Regions from separate parts of the Mus musculus genome. Here region 1 is linked to region 2. A link is a contact called in ENCODE Hi-C or POLR2A ChIA-PET data. All regions are on one chromosome and are shown on one strand. Each heading gives the region's core, a stretch centred on a gene start or an enhancer-like site at or near the end of the contact. The rest is flanking DNA. Distances are from core to core; before and after follow the strand shown.

Evidence for each region. A loop is a pair of places that touch in the nucleus more often than their neighbours do. ChIA-PET counts read pairs that join two places held with the same protein, here RNA polymerase II (POLR2A).
Region 1: a loop to region 2 is called in a map of heart, with 2.1 times the contacts of the local background. The contact joins two enhancer-like sites. A Hi-C loop is called at or near these places in 6 of 37 maps with a recorded cell type or tissue (gastrocnemius, heart and left cerebral cortex). POLR2A ChIA-PET finds 5 or more read pairs at or near these places in 2 of 5 experiments (both embryonic stem cell).

What each region holds. Positions count from the first base shown.
Region 1 is chr5:131,581,862-131,589,182 of GRCm38, forward strand. All of the region lies in intron 5 of Auts2 (autism susceptibility candidate 2), which reads right to left. Among named protein-coding and RNA genes, the nearest start is that of Gm29681, 170 kb to the left of the region's middle. Within about 2 kb of position 2,435, at least 1 of the 3 ENCODE cell types and tissues checked has a DNase peak (open chromatin) inside an H3K27ac peak, as active enhancers do; it is heart, where a contact is called at or near this core.
Region 2 is chr5:131,534,356-131,541,100 of GRCm38, forward strand. The region is part of intron 5 of Auts2 (autism susceptibility candidate 2); the gene reads right to left. Among named protein-coding and RNA genes, the nearest start is that of Gm29681, 120 kb to the left of the region's middle. Within about 2 kb of position 3,521, at least 1 of the 3 ENCODE cell types and tissues checked has a DNase peak (open chromatin) inside an H3K27ac peak, as active enhancers do; it is heart, where a contact is called at or near this core.

The DNA of each region.
Region 1 (7,321 bases), core at 1,185-3,684, 46 kb after region 2:
TCTTTTCAACTTGCCTCAGCTGTAGTCCATTAAAGACCCAGGGCTGCGTCCCCCAGTCCCAAGCTGGGGGTTTACTGCTTGAGGAAGTCATGGGAAGCTGGTTTTATGATGCAGTGCATTCAAAAGCCATGGAGTTATGTGGTTTGTGGGTCATTTTGGAGTGAGTGAGTGTGTGTGTGTGTGTGTGTGTGTGTGTACACAAGCATGCATGTGCACATCCATGCATGGGGATATCTGAAGTCCACAGGGGGCCGGGGGGTCCTCTTCCTGGCTCATCTTCTACCTTTATTTGTTTAGACAAAGTCTCCCACTGACCTAAACATCTTCAATTTGGTTATACCGACTGGCCAGCAAGCCCTAAGAATCCTCCTGTCTCTGCCTTCCCAGCACTGATATTATAAATATTCTCCGGCTTTGCATATGGACACAGGGATCTGTACTCAAGCCACTTTACACATCATTAAGGCTTGTTGCTTCTTGGGGCTGGAGGAGGAGAATAGAAACTCTTTGTAATGAGGGCTGGAAAGATGGCTGAGTGCAGTGGTTCTCAACCTTCCTAACGCATACAATTATTTTTGTTGCTACTTCATAACTGTAACTTTGCTACTGTTATGAATTGTAATGTAAATACATGTATTTTCTGAGGCTCTTATTTGACCCCCGTGAGAAGGCCGTTTGATTCCTAAAGGGATCATGACCGACAGGTTGAAAATCACTGGCTTGGTGGTTAAAAGTTCTTCCTGTTCAATCATGAGACCAAAGAGTTAGTTAGCAGTCCAGCACACCTGACAGATACCCATAACACTGTGACTCCGCCCCTGAAGTACCACCAACATCCTTTTCTAGTCTCTGCAAGCATGCATGCTATGCATGTGCATGTGCACACGATCAGGCACAAAGGAAGATACACACGAGTACACACATGCATGCGCATATGCACACACACACTTTACACACATACACTTTAAAATGAAAGACACTGCAGAATGAACGTCTCGCCCTCTTCAGGCAAAACCATACTAAGGAGTATTCAAGAGGCCTCTGTGCCCAGTTCCTCAACGCTATGGAGTCTTGCAGGAAAACATGCAGGTTAGAGGTGTGATATTTCCCCATTCCATGTCTCCCCTCAGGAATAAAAACCGTCAGCGTGCTACCCTCATCTCAGCACACTTCTCAGGACATGGCATTGTGCAAAGAGAAAAGAAAGGGGAGACTGTCTTTCCTGAGAGTTAACAAAAGACCCTGAATTTGTCTCTTGCGTATCAGCAGTTAAGACACGATGGAGCCTGCTTATCTACCTCAAAGCTCCAAGTCCATTATTTATGCTCCCTGGGCATGCCACCTGCGTAGGGAAGCATCCTCTTTTCAGGATGCTTTCCTCTTCCTAGCTCCCCTGGCTCTGGGTTATGGCTAGTACAATATTTCTCCTATTTCCTGCATTCGTTAACTTGGCCCAAATGTATGCCTACTATTTGGATTATTAAAATAGCATCAATTTAAAATATTTCTCTTGAGGGGGCTAGAAAGTGGCTCAGCAGTTCTGAGTGCTTGCTGTTCTTGCAGAAGATCCAAGTTTGGAGTTATGTCCCCAGTCCTTACATTGTAGCTCAGGGGATCTGACACTACGCCCTCTTCTGGATTTAGCAAGCATTGCATACGTGAGCACACACACACACACACACACACACACACACACACACACACAAAATGAAATAAACAAATCTCAATAAAATAACAAAAAGAGCAGCATTCCTCCTCAGTGGCATGGGTAGGCAGAAAACCAGAGACCTTTATGGTGGTTGGAGATAGGAGGTAACTCTTGAGGAAATCCAAGCAGAAGAGAGAGGGGTAGAGCAAAATTGGGGTGACTTTCCCTTCAACTGCCCCCTCCAGCTCTGCAAAGAGCTTGCTAGAAGATTCCTGCAGAGTACAGTTCGCTCACTCCCTTGCATCCTAGAGTGTCAGTGGGAGTCCCTGAAAGGCTTCTAAGCAGACACAGGAGTGAGTACCGTTAAAAGGAGTCTCCCATTCCCTTGTCTGTCTTTCCTTCCAGCAACCTTATAGTGTATGGAGGAACTTAAAGGTCCCCTTGTAACCTCCCTGCAGAGATGGTAATGGAACACTGGTTGCTTTAAGAGGTTGATGTTTCAGGACAGTGAAGCTATTGTGTACTTAGTAGCCCCCAAGACATCCGTTTGTACCCTAAAAGCCAGGTGATGTTCAAGACAGGAAAACTGGTGGCGGAAGGAAGAACCTTTGAGAACCATAAAAAGGCAGAAGGATCCAGGAAAACACTTTCAGGAGATGGGGCTGATAGAAAGCTGGGGGGGGGGGGGGGAGGAGAAGAGGAGAGGCCAGATCAAGGGAGAGAGGTGGGAACCATGGCAAGAGGGAGAGAGGAGGACATAAGATAAGCAGGAGAACTGTGGGAGGCTCCCTCGCCATCAGAGAAGCAGTCACAAGACAAGAGTGGGAGAGAGCAGCCAGGAAGTGAGAAAGCCTGGCAGTCCTCCCCGGATAAATGACCGAAGGGTGAAGGGCGGTGAGAAGTTTAATTAGAAACCAGCAGGGCTTCTCTCAACTACCTTTTGTGAGGCTTTGGCCCTGTGGTGATGTGCCAGGAGGAAACCAACTCCCCCTGACCTCAGCCAGCAGCATTGGGCCCTCCTTCCTCCCTGTGGTTACCCTGTCGGTACCACGCATGTACACTGGCTTGCTTCCCCACTAACAATGGTCACCCCTGACTGCTCTTGAGTAGGAGTGGACATCTGGAATCACACTACAAGAGGTCTTCCGTCCCACCTCCCCTCCCCTCTGCCCTTTGCTTAGCATCGCTGCAGCCTGGCCTTGGAGACACTTCCCCCATGGATACTGACCATCTCATTTCCTAGTCTCTAAGGGGCTTGCCATCCATCCCCCTCTGACCTGCCAGCGGGAGAGATGACCTCACATTTGTCCTGCTTATTGCTGGTAATAACCATTAGGGACAATGGCAGCAGCTCACACCTGCTGCCTGGCGAGGATGGCAGACCAGGTCTCTGCAGGAGGCCAGAGATGTAAATCCCTGGCCTTTTCATCGCTTCCTTGTGGTCGCACAGCTGTAGTGAGGGAGACAGGGGAAAGGATGCAGTTTGCCTGGCTTGTCTTCTGCTTGGGTTACTGGACTGTGGCCTGGGGTTGCTGATAGGCCAATACAAGACATTGTGCTGGGCTGTAGACACAGCTCAATGGACAGAGTGTTTGCCTAGCATGCATGAAGTCCTGGGTTTGATCCCCAGGACCACATTACCTGGGCATGGTTCAGCAGGGGGATTAGAAGTTCAAGGTCATCCTCAGCTACTCAGCAAATTTGGAACCAGCTAAGGCTGGAACAAGCTAAGGAACTAGCTACTCAGCTAAGGCCCTGAGTTAAGAAGGCAGGCAGGCAGGCAGGCAGGCAGGCAGGCAGAAAGACATCATGCTGTTGGAACCTTGATTGCCTCAGTTATTCATTAGAGTCTAGAGACTCTGGCATATGGAATCTAAGGTGATGATGGTCATATTCTTTGCCTAGCCATCTCTTTGTGATGGATGGCTTCACTCTTGGGCATCTTCACAGTAGCCCTTGTGATCTTTGAAAGATGCTGACAACATCCAAGACAAAGCTTATGGCAACAGGGTCCTTCCGGGCAAACCCCACCCCTAACCCCCAACCCCGTCATTATAGCTAAGAACCTACTGAGGGGAACCAAAATTCAGTGGTCTAAGCTCACAGGTACCTCTTCCAAAGTGTGACACACCTATCAGCCACACAGACATGCGCAGGGCACATCCTTCCTGCCACCGAGTCGCCAGCCCTGCCCCTTTCATCGTCTTCGAGGCGAGCCAACAGCCTGAGAGCAGCCAGCAAGCAAGCTGGGCCCCAGCCCTGCTGTAAAGTATTAACTCATACTGAACACAGTTTGTCTCCGAGGACCCTCTTGGCCCCTTCGTCATCCTGTGCTGACATTTTAATCGTGCTTTTGTGGGAGCTGGCTGGCAGTTTGTCATCGGGAATGGCGCGGCGAGGGGCCAGAGCGGGTTGCTGGCTGTGTCGGCTGCTGAGGGAAGCGGCCCATTCTGACAGACTGAGCAATAATCTGAACTTACTGCGCAGAGCCTGTGGGACACCAGCCGGGCCGCTTTATCTTCTTCATTAAAGTGCGCTCAAAAAAAAAATCCATTTTCCTTTAAAGTCTCAGGAACAGATGGAGTAAAATTAATTGCGCCATTACGTCCCGATAGACAATACCAGAGTGGTTTTCTTTCAACTGTGCATGTGTGTTACAAAGTGCTCTTCGTAAAAGGCAATTACTGCAACATTTGCCATAAAATAAAGGTTGCTTTAATGGGCAATAAACACAGGCTTCAAATTTTGTATGAAATGGGTCTCCAAAGGGCGCTGTTAGAGGCAGCTCAAAGGCACGGCTGACTTTAGTATTTTCTGCTCGGGCTTCAGCTCAGCTAGTTGAGAGAACAATGATTTTTCCTCCACCATTGGATGTATTCTGATAGAATTATGTACATGAGTTAGAGTCACTGTCTGGGCACCTCTTGCCAGATTTCTCTGGCTAGCAACTAGCGGGGATGAGAGACGGAGAGAGAGCAAGAGAGATCACTAGGGTACCATCCAGGGCAGAACCTTCTGCCAAAGATGAAGCCAAGTGACAGGCTGCTGGTTCGCAGGGGATGGAGGACACATTTTCTCTCTCCCAGGTCAGGTGAGGGTTCCTAGTGAATTCCGGCAGCAGGACGCAGTGAGAAATCTATATTCATGTATATTTAGAGCCATTTAAGCCTGAGACTTGGCAAAAGGGAAAATAGTTTGTGCTTTATGACCGAGACAGAGATGATGATCATGAAGACCTGGAGGTAGATTGATGGCCAGACCCTCTGGCCACGACCTCACTTCCTGCTCTCTGAGGACAGCGAGCACACCACTGTTAGGAGCTTGGAATTCACAGTGCTATACAAATCTCCACCAGCCCTGCTGGAGGAACCTGCTTCTCCAGTCCCCTGCCCTTTCTTTAGGAAACCTCACATTAAATCTTCCTCCTCTTGCCGACACCTCAGATGGGGGCGGAATGTAAAGGAGATCAGAGATTCATTTCCCTCCACTATATTTCTACATTTCGGTAATTACAAAGTTAGCATGACATATAAATGATCCATTAATTGAAATATGGACGACACCAACTCCAATATTTATGGCATAAATCCATATTTCATTAAATAAATCCGATAAGCAAATATATCACGGAGAACAGGAGGACATTTTTATTTAAGCCTGAGATCAGAAGCCAGAGGACTGTTTTCCATCCAAAATAATGGAGCTACAGCTTGGAGTGAAAAAAAAAATTAGGTAAGGACGGTGAGACAGAGAGGCTGATGGTGAAAAATGAATGTGGGGAAACTTGGCCTCGGCACACGTGGTCAGGGGCACCAGCAGCCGATGGCCACTGCCATCTGAAACCTGCCATCCCAGTTCAGAGTGCCAAGGTGGTAGCCTGGGGCAATGGTCAGACTCGGGGTGGGGTGGGTGGGGTGGGGGGGGGAATCTTTAGCAGCTACCAGCAGAGCAGAGAGTCTTTTCTTTTTCTGTTCTACTTTCATGGCACTGTATTGTATTTTAGTAGTAGTAGTAGTAGTAGTAGTAGTAGTAGTAGTAGTAGTAGTAGTAATGGTAATAATAATAATAATTATTATTGTTATTGGTCAGGTTATCAAAATGCACAGCCTTGCCTACAATTCATATGTAGCTACGGGATGACCTTGAACTCCTGACCCTTCATTAGGCTCCTGAAGAAGACAGCTGAGGGCATTCAGTACCCTGGTGCTATCTTTACAGTAGTTATGAGCTGCCTGATGTGGGTGCTGGGAACTGAACAAGAGCAGCACAGGCTCTTGGCCAGAGACACCGCTCTAGGCCCTTTGTTTTAAAGTTTTGAGCGAAGGCTTCGTGATGTCATCCAGGTTGTCCATGAGCCCTCTCTCCATCCTGCTGCCTTTGCCTCGTGGGTGCTGTCATAACCAGCTCACTGTGACTTATCAATACACGTATCATGCCACAGCTAACATTTCTCTTTTATTTGGATTGAAAATCTCCAAAATATCCCCCTACTAGCTACTTTGAAATATTCAGCTCATTTGAGACAACCATGCCCTACTGTGCAAGTTGTTTTTCTACCTGCATCCCTGTAGCCACTATCCCCCCTCTTTTACTTCTAATATACAGTCTCAAAGAGGAAATACAACATAACAGATAGACAGATAGACGTATATTGCTACTTAAAGACTCCTATCCTTAGGATAGACAAGATGGCTCCCTGGACGGAGGTAGCTGCGGCCAAGCTTGATGAGCTGATAGTGACTGCCAGGATGGTGGATGGAGAGAACTGACTCACATACACTGTCTTTTGATCTCCACATGTATGCTACGGCACTTGCCCTGCCTCCAATAAAATACAGTGAAAACAAAAATCTGTTATAGGGTGGGTACGGTGACACACAACTGTAATCCCAGCACCTGGAAAGCAGTCCTGGATGGATCTCTGTGGGTCTGAGGCCAGCCTGCGAGGTATGAACCAGCCTGGATTACATAGGAAGGCCCTGCTGCAAAACAAACCAACAATAACAACACCCAGCTCCTGTTGCCTTCAGGAACACCCTAAAAGTCCTTATGCCTCAGAGCCAGAGTCTGAACAGCCCAAAGGTTACAGAACTCAGGGTCACTCTCTAAGCTAAAGAGTACACAAGTAAAATAGTGTGATAAAAATCTATTGTTAATATGTATTTTTAAAAGTCAAAAACCCAATGAAAATCAACAAAATCCATCACCAGGTAGCTGGATGAAGAATTTCCTAGCTAGCTGTGTGTGGCGATGCACACGTGTAATCTTAGCATGGGAGAGGCTGAGGCAGGGAAGATAAGGAGTTGGGGGGCTAGCCTGAGCTACATGGTGACAATTTACCTCAAAAGTAAACACACACACACACACACACACACACACACACGGGGGGGGGGGGGGGGGAGAGGGAGAGAGAGGAGGGAAGGAGGAGAGGTACATAGATTGGAGAGACTGATGGGTGTGCAGATAAGTGAGAGATGCATAGGTGACAGATGTAGGTAACTGATAGACAGTATAGAGAACGCATAAACAGACACACAGATGATTGGTGAGATGGAAGACAGATGATAGAAGATATTTAGATGATAGTGTTCTAACTTCATTTCTGTTCTGTGAGGAAAAAAACTGACGAAAACCACCACCACCAACAACTGAACAAAGAAAAACAAACAATTT
Region 2 (6,745 bases), core at 2,271-4,770:
CTCACCAAAGTGTCAGCCAGGATATCCAGAAACGAATTTGATTTTAAAGATGTATTTGATGATCCCGAGGTTCAGTGTTTGTCACGGTCACCAGGGCCAAACTCAGTGTTTTGGATGAGAGCTGACCCTATTTAAAACCTGGTCACTTTGCCATCTCTCATGCTTTTCAGGGATCATGTCAGCTAGTTATTATACTGGTGTGAGGGAAGGCAATGCGCCTCTTTAAACAGAAAGACTATAAAGTCAGCTTAAATTATATACTAATGTTCTAGGGAGGAAATGGTGAGCCAGTTTGATGAAAGAGACGGTAATATTGCAGGATTTACTGCTTCTTTCTAGGACGCGGAAAACAGGTAAAAATTAAGAAAGCTCACTCTTCTTATTTGAAGATACCACTTCGACCTGTCAATCAATGGTCAAGCCACACTCATGCTATGTTTGACCTGTGACCCCTCTGAGAAAACTCTGATCTTTCATGTTTTATACCAAGATGCATACATTTGACAAAGCAAGGCACAGAATGTTCACTCTATATGGGATAAAGAAATGTGGGGGGTAGGGGTAAGGGAAGTTGGGCTGGCTTTGGGGGACAAAGAAGATATTCTATGTAGTTTTCCAAGGCCACATTGATGGAGATGAAACATTTCTGCGTATAACTGAGGGAAATGTTCCAGTTCACAAGGCCAGGGATATAAAAAGACCTAGCCTATTTTTATTATGGCTGGCTCTCATTTATTTTATTCTAATCTTCCTTCTATACGGTGGTTCAGAGGATTAATAGGCTCAAGGGCAAAAAATATACAAAATAAGTATTCAATTGCATTCACTCGTGAAAAATCCTACAGAGATAACCCCTCTGCTTTTGCAGTTAGAATAAAATATACACAGAGCTTTTCCTGACATCATAAGTAACACTAAACAAAATTATATTATTAGAGTAGCATTTCATAAAAATGAGCCACAAAGAAGGTCCCGTGGAGGGTGTTCAGCATTAAACAGTTCAAGAATATTAAGTTACAAAGCCTCACTGATCTGCACTGCACACAGAGACTCGTGAATCTGAAAAAGCACACAGTGGCACCAAAGGTGTTACTATTCCCAAATCATAATGAGATTTCTATGTCTTTCTAAGTCTTGCAGTCTAAAACTTGGCAACTCAAAGAGTTTTCATCGTCCTTAAAATGATGTGAAATACTCTTAGAATGGTCACTAGCAAGCCTCGGCTTCAAAACCAAAATGGAGTTAATATTTTTTGAAAGAAAGGGGGAAAAAAAAAAAAAAACCTACACACATGCACACGAGAGCAATATTCTGTCTCTTCTGTTATGTTACAGAACTAAAATAACTGTTAAAAATGTTGGGGTTTTTCTATTACAGTGAGTCTAATGGGCCTAAAGAAATCGGTTTAAAAGAAAAAAAAAAAAATTAGCTGCTCTTCCAAAACTGCAAGAAGAGAGAGGGAGAAGCAACTTGTTAAGGCTGCATTTGCGTGGCTCTAGGTATGGGAGCCAGAGCTGGATTAGGCGGTAGGCGGCAGCCCCTGTGATTCTGTCACCTTTGTGAGCACCACTAGGCTCTGAGTATGCTCTCAAGTAGATAATGAAGTGACCCTGAGGACCTGATGATTCTGTGACCAATGGTTGTCAAGGAAATATGTCTGACGGAGATTCAAGATGCTTGGAGCGATGCCTTCTAATGGAAGCTTTTTGAGCCCTTCAATTTACTGGCATCAGTCACAAAGTGTTGAATTGTCTCCTGTGCCTTGCTTACAGTCAGGGGGTGTCTCAAAAAGGCCTCCTTTGGAAAGGCAAAAAAACACCAAAGGTACATGTGTCTCGGTGCCTTGGTTTAAAAAATAAAAATAAAAATAAAAAAGGTCCCTTGTTCTTCCATCTGGCCTCCTGGACCATCTTCGTCCAAATTCTTCAAGTAAGTCTCCCAGGCAAAGCCTTGATAGGTGCAGATTCCATGTAGCTGCTTCAACGGTCCTCAAGTAATTTTCCTTCACTCAACAAGACTGAAAAATCATCCATACAGGGTGGGCGTGATGGCTCAGCAGGTAAATAGGTTTGTTGCCAAATGCAACAACCTCAGTTGGATCCTCCATACTCACTTAAAGGTGGAGGGGATCACTGATTCCTGCAAGTTTTCCCTTCATCTCTTCATATACCCTCCACATACACACGTATTTTTAAAAAATCGTTTGTACATATCGCTGGGCGCCTTAATCGTGGGGACATTTTCATTTCGTTGCTTTTAGAAGAAAAAAGTGCATTTCTTTCTATAACTTGGTTCATTTCCCTAATTTTTTTTCTTTTTAAATTAGCAATGAGGACTGCAGGTGCGGTGGATCTAGTGGCAGACGCATGGATGCCTTCCCGCTTCTCTCCAGCAACCATTACCTTTAGCCGCACAGAATTTAATATCAGTTGCTATTTCATTTCCTCACCTCGATTGGCTTTGATGAGTTTTATATACACTTAGAAGCACAACCTAAAATTCCCAGACAAACATGCTCTTTGGGGCATTTTACGGCAGGGTGGGTACTATTTGCCTTTTATGTCAATACTTTTTATGGTCTAGAAGCTGTAGCTGGCGTAGAAGGAAAAGTTGGGTAAAGCAGTTTGGTTAAAACAAATAAAAATAAAGAAATAAAAAATTCCCGTGCGCACGGGTGGGTCCCAGATGTTTGAAGCTGTACCCGGAACCCCTTAAAACTCAATTCGCTAAGGTAGCTCTCCAAAACGGCACCCGCAGGAAGAAGGTGCAAAGACAATTCTCTTAGAAACTTAGGCGCGGGTGAGTTCCTGCACCAGCTAGCTCTCCTTTGCTTCCCCGGGCTCCGCGTGCGCACAAGCGGGAGGGCGGGGACCCGGAGCTCAGCCCAAGGACAGTGACCCGTCAGCAGGCAGCGCCGCTCCAAGGAGCCCTTCCTAGCCCGAGCCGGTGCGGGCATTCCCAGCCTAGGAGTCCAGCGGATCTCCCTTGGGAGCTATGGGTTCACTCCCGGAGGTGGGATCGCCTCTGTTGGCTAGGGCCTCCCCCGGCAGGCACTCACGGCTCACCGGCCGAGCCCAGCCAGCTCAGGGAGCTAGGAAAGTACAAAGGGGAGCGGGGGAGGGGTGGGGGAGGAAGGCCAGGCCCGCCAGACGCCAGCAGCCCGCCTCCGTTACCACCCTGGCCCGGCTGCGGCCGCAACAAAAGACCCCTCGACCCCTGCCTCCTCCCCCGAAACCGCGGACCGCAGGCGAGCCAGCCACCCCACCCCATCCCCCCAACGGTGGTGGTGGTGGGGCAACATTACCTGGTCGCCAGGGGTTCGGCGGTCTTGTCAACCCCAAGTTCATGGTTTGAGTCCTCCGTCAGGTTCTCTCCGGGTGGATCACCACACACCACCGGGAGAGAGCAACCAAAACCCAAGGCAGAGAAAACGCCCAACTCCAGCCGGCCCGGCTAGGTCCACAAGTCTGTGTGTTTTGCTAATTCCTCTCCAAAGTCTCAAAGCTGAGGCACGCGAACCAAATCCGAACCGGATCCTAAACGGCAGCAGAGCCAGCAGCAGCAGCACCCGGCTCCTCCACGGCAGCCAGGAGTCAACGCCGCGCGCGCACATCCAACGCAGCCAAGTCCCGGGCGGGTGGCGGGGAGATGGGGAGGGGGCCCGGCCCGCGCGCTCTCCTGGTTGCTCCTGCGGGGCGCGCGGGGAACCGGCTGGCTTAAACCAGAGGCTCAACTTGGTGCGCCCTGGGGACCTGGCAGGGCTGAAGAGCAGCGGCCCGGGAGCCGCTGCCGCGGCGCGCGGAGCTAAGAACGAGGCGGCTGCGGCGGCGACAGGACAAAGGAGACCATGTGCGGAGGGAGGGAGGAGGGAGAGGGAGGAGGAGGAGGAGGAGGAGGGCGTACGGCGGCAGAGGCGAAAGCAGCTCCCCGGCGGCCGCCTCGGGCTCCCCAACAGCGGGTGCCGCCGGTACGGCACCGCCGCGGGCTGATCTGATGGGTCCTGGGCCCGCTGCGGCGTGGCACCGACACGCTCCGGGAGTCGCAATCTGCCGCGGGTGTTGCCCGCCTGCGGTGTGGAAAGCTGTGGTTGAAGCTGCTACGGGGCGCGCAGGACTAGCTCCGCTCCGGCCTGCCTCTCCCGCCTGTTCCTGGCTCAAGTGAACTCCATCAGGCGGCCCGCCGCCAGCGCCACCGGCTACCCGGGGCTGGATTGAGGGAGAGAAGGGGGGTCCCTGGTAGTGACGCGAGGACACCCCTTTCTCCCACCCTTGCTCTCGCGCTCTGGACTTCGCTGCCCGGATTGTACCGAGCGCGCCTTACTCCTGGCGCTCGCGGCTCTCGGAGCGGGACTTCTCGGCGCGCCCAGCCGGAGCCGCCAGCCGGTGCCACCGCCCCTCCTCCGTCCCGCCCCACGTGCCCCGCCCCTCGCCGCCCCTCCTCTCCACCCTGGCGCCCGGTTGGCCCCGCGGGGGCGCAGTCCCTGGGTGCGACACTGACAGCTGTGGCTCCCACTACATCCCGCCTCCGGTTGCGGACCGGCCCCTGGTCCCCATGGCGCCTTTCCCTCTACGGGCAAGAACCGCGACGCTCCGGTCCTTTTTGCAGTTACAGCTTCCGAGATTTGCTCTAAACCAAGGAGAGGCTACTAGGCCCGTAGCCCGGGGTTGAATTGCCTCTAGGCCAATCTCATATGCAAAGAGTTGGTTCTGAGATGGGGGTGGAGGTCCAGATTCTGGGCACACAGTAGGTGCACAATATAACATAATCTTTGTACTGTCTGACATGGATGGGAGGTTGGGTTCCTAGTCTAGAAGAAAAAGATCTTGATCTAACCCTCATCCCACGAATCACGGTAGGTTTCATGAACTGCCTTCCCTCTGCACAGTTCCTCAAACTATCCGACTTGTGTATACATTCACACCAGCCAAGTGGTGACTGAGGCTTCCCCTTCTATGCAGCAAACATAAAGACAGGGAAAGCAAAGTCAAAGCTTCGCTCCATGGATGGTAACTTATCATCTATCACCAGGATGTCCCCTGGAGCCAGCTCAGCTAAGCTAAGCGCGTTGGGGCAGAGATGGATGGATGGATGGATGGATGGATGGATGGATGAAATCATTAATTCGGCCCTCAGTCATTTAAGTGACTGACCTTCTACCAGAACACACAGCCGCTCTTTCCTTTTTAATCAAGTGTAAGATTCTCTCTCCCTCCCTCCCCACCCCTCTGAGTGTGCTACTTGTGTTCCAGTGCTCCATAGGACAGATGCCCTGGAGCTGTGAGTGGCCTGATTTGGGTGCTAGGAACTTGACAAGAACAAGCACTCTTAACTACTGAGCCATCTCTCCACCGTCAACACTGAAATTCTATAATCCCAGTACTTGGACAAAAGATATTAAATTTCAGAATGGTCTAGGGCACATGGTAAAAACCTTAGTGAAATGAATCAATAAATGACCAATAGTAAATACATGTTTCACCTCTGTGAAGGTACTTCACCACCACTGATGTCATTGAACTCTTAATATAAATTAAAAAAACAATTTTTACCCCAAGGTGCCAGAAAGAAGGCTCAGCATTGTAAAGATTGTAAAGGCATTTGCCACCAAGCGTGACAACTAGAATTTCATACCTGGGACCCACACAGTGTATAAAGAGAACTGTCCTCTGACCTCCATAAGTATACATACAATAAATAAATAATAAATAAATAACTGCAATAAAAAAATTTTAATTTTTCAAAAAAGAAATGGGGGTGGGTACTTGGTGTATAGCAACTTTTTCTTTCTTTCTTTCTTTCTTTCTTTCTTTCTTTCTTTCTTTCTTTCTTTTTTTTTTTTTTTTTTTTTTGAGACAGGGTTTCTCTGTGTAGCCCTGGCTGTCCTGGAACTCACTTTGTAGACCAGGCTGGCCTCGAACTCAGAAATCCACCTGCCTCTGCCTCCTGAGCGCTGGGATTAAAGGTGTGCGCCACCATGCCTGGCACATAGCAACATATTATAATCCCTCTAATAAAACTAATTTTGGAAATCAAAGGTCTCTTTCAAGCGTTAGCCTTCTGGAAAATACAGCAAAATGACGTTTGGGGGAAATGGACTGGTTTAACTATCCACTTAGAGGAAAGGTAGTCTGTAGCCCCAGCAGGCCTGGAGTCTCTATGTAGCCAGGGTGACCTTGACCTCCAGATCTTGAACAGCTTTGAAATTCAGCAAAGCCCCAGTCTTCCTAATTGGACACTTCATTTTGTTTAGTTTTACTGCAACGGTATCTTACTACATAGCCCAGGCAGGTCTCTACTCCTCCTTTCTTCCCAGTGATGGGATTACGGACACGTACCACTACATCAGGCCCAATTCTGGAAGATTTCCAGTCCAAGGCTGGAAGACATCATGTCTTTTGTATTCCAGTAGCTTAATACACAAAATATTTCTGATTTCTTAACATCACTTTCAGACTCTGAGCTGGTTCTAAAGACGGCAAATCTTAGAGAGAGGCAATCCTACTAACTGTCAATGAGGAAGCCCTGGACTCGAGCTGAGACAGGAGTTATGGGCCAGCCTGGACTATGCAAGATCTAATCAACTAAACAAACATGATCAGGCATGGACTCCAATGTCTTTCTACTGTTACATTAATTATTTCAGGAGAGTTTATGGACTCTAACCACTGGGGGGGGGGAGGAGCATTCATTTCAGTGGGGTGGTCTTTGGTTAGTTATCAATGTTCCAGTAAATAACTGCATCTAT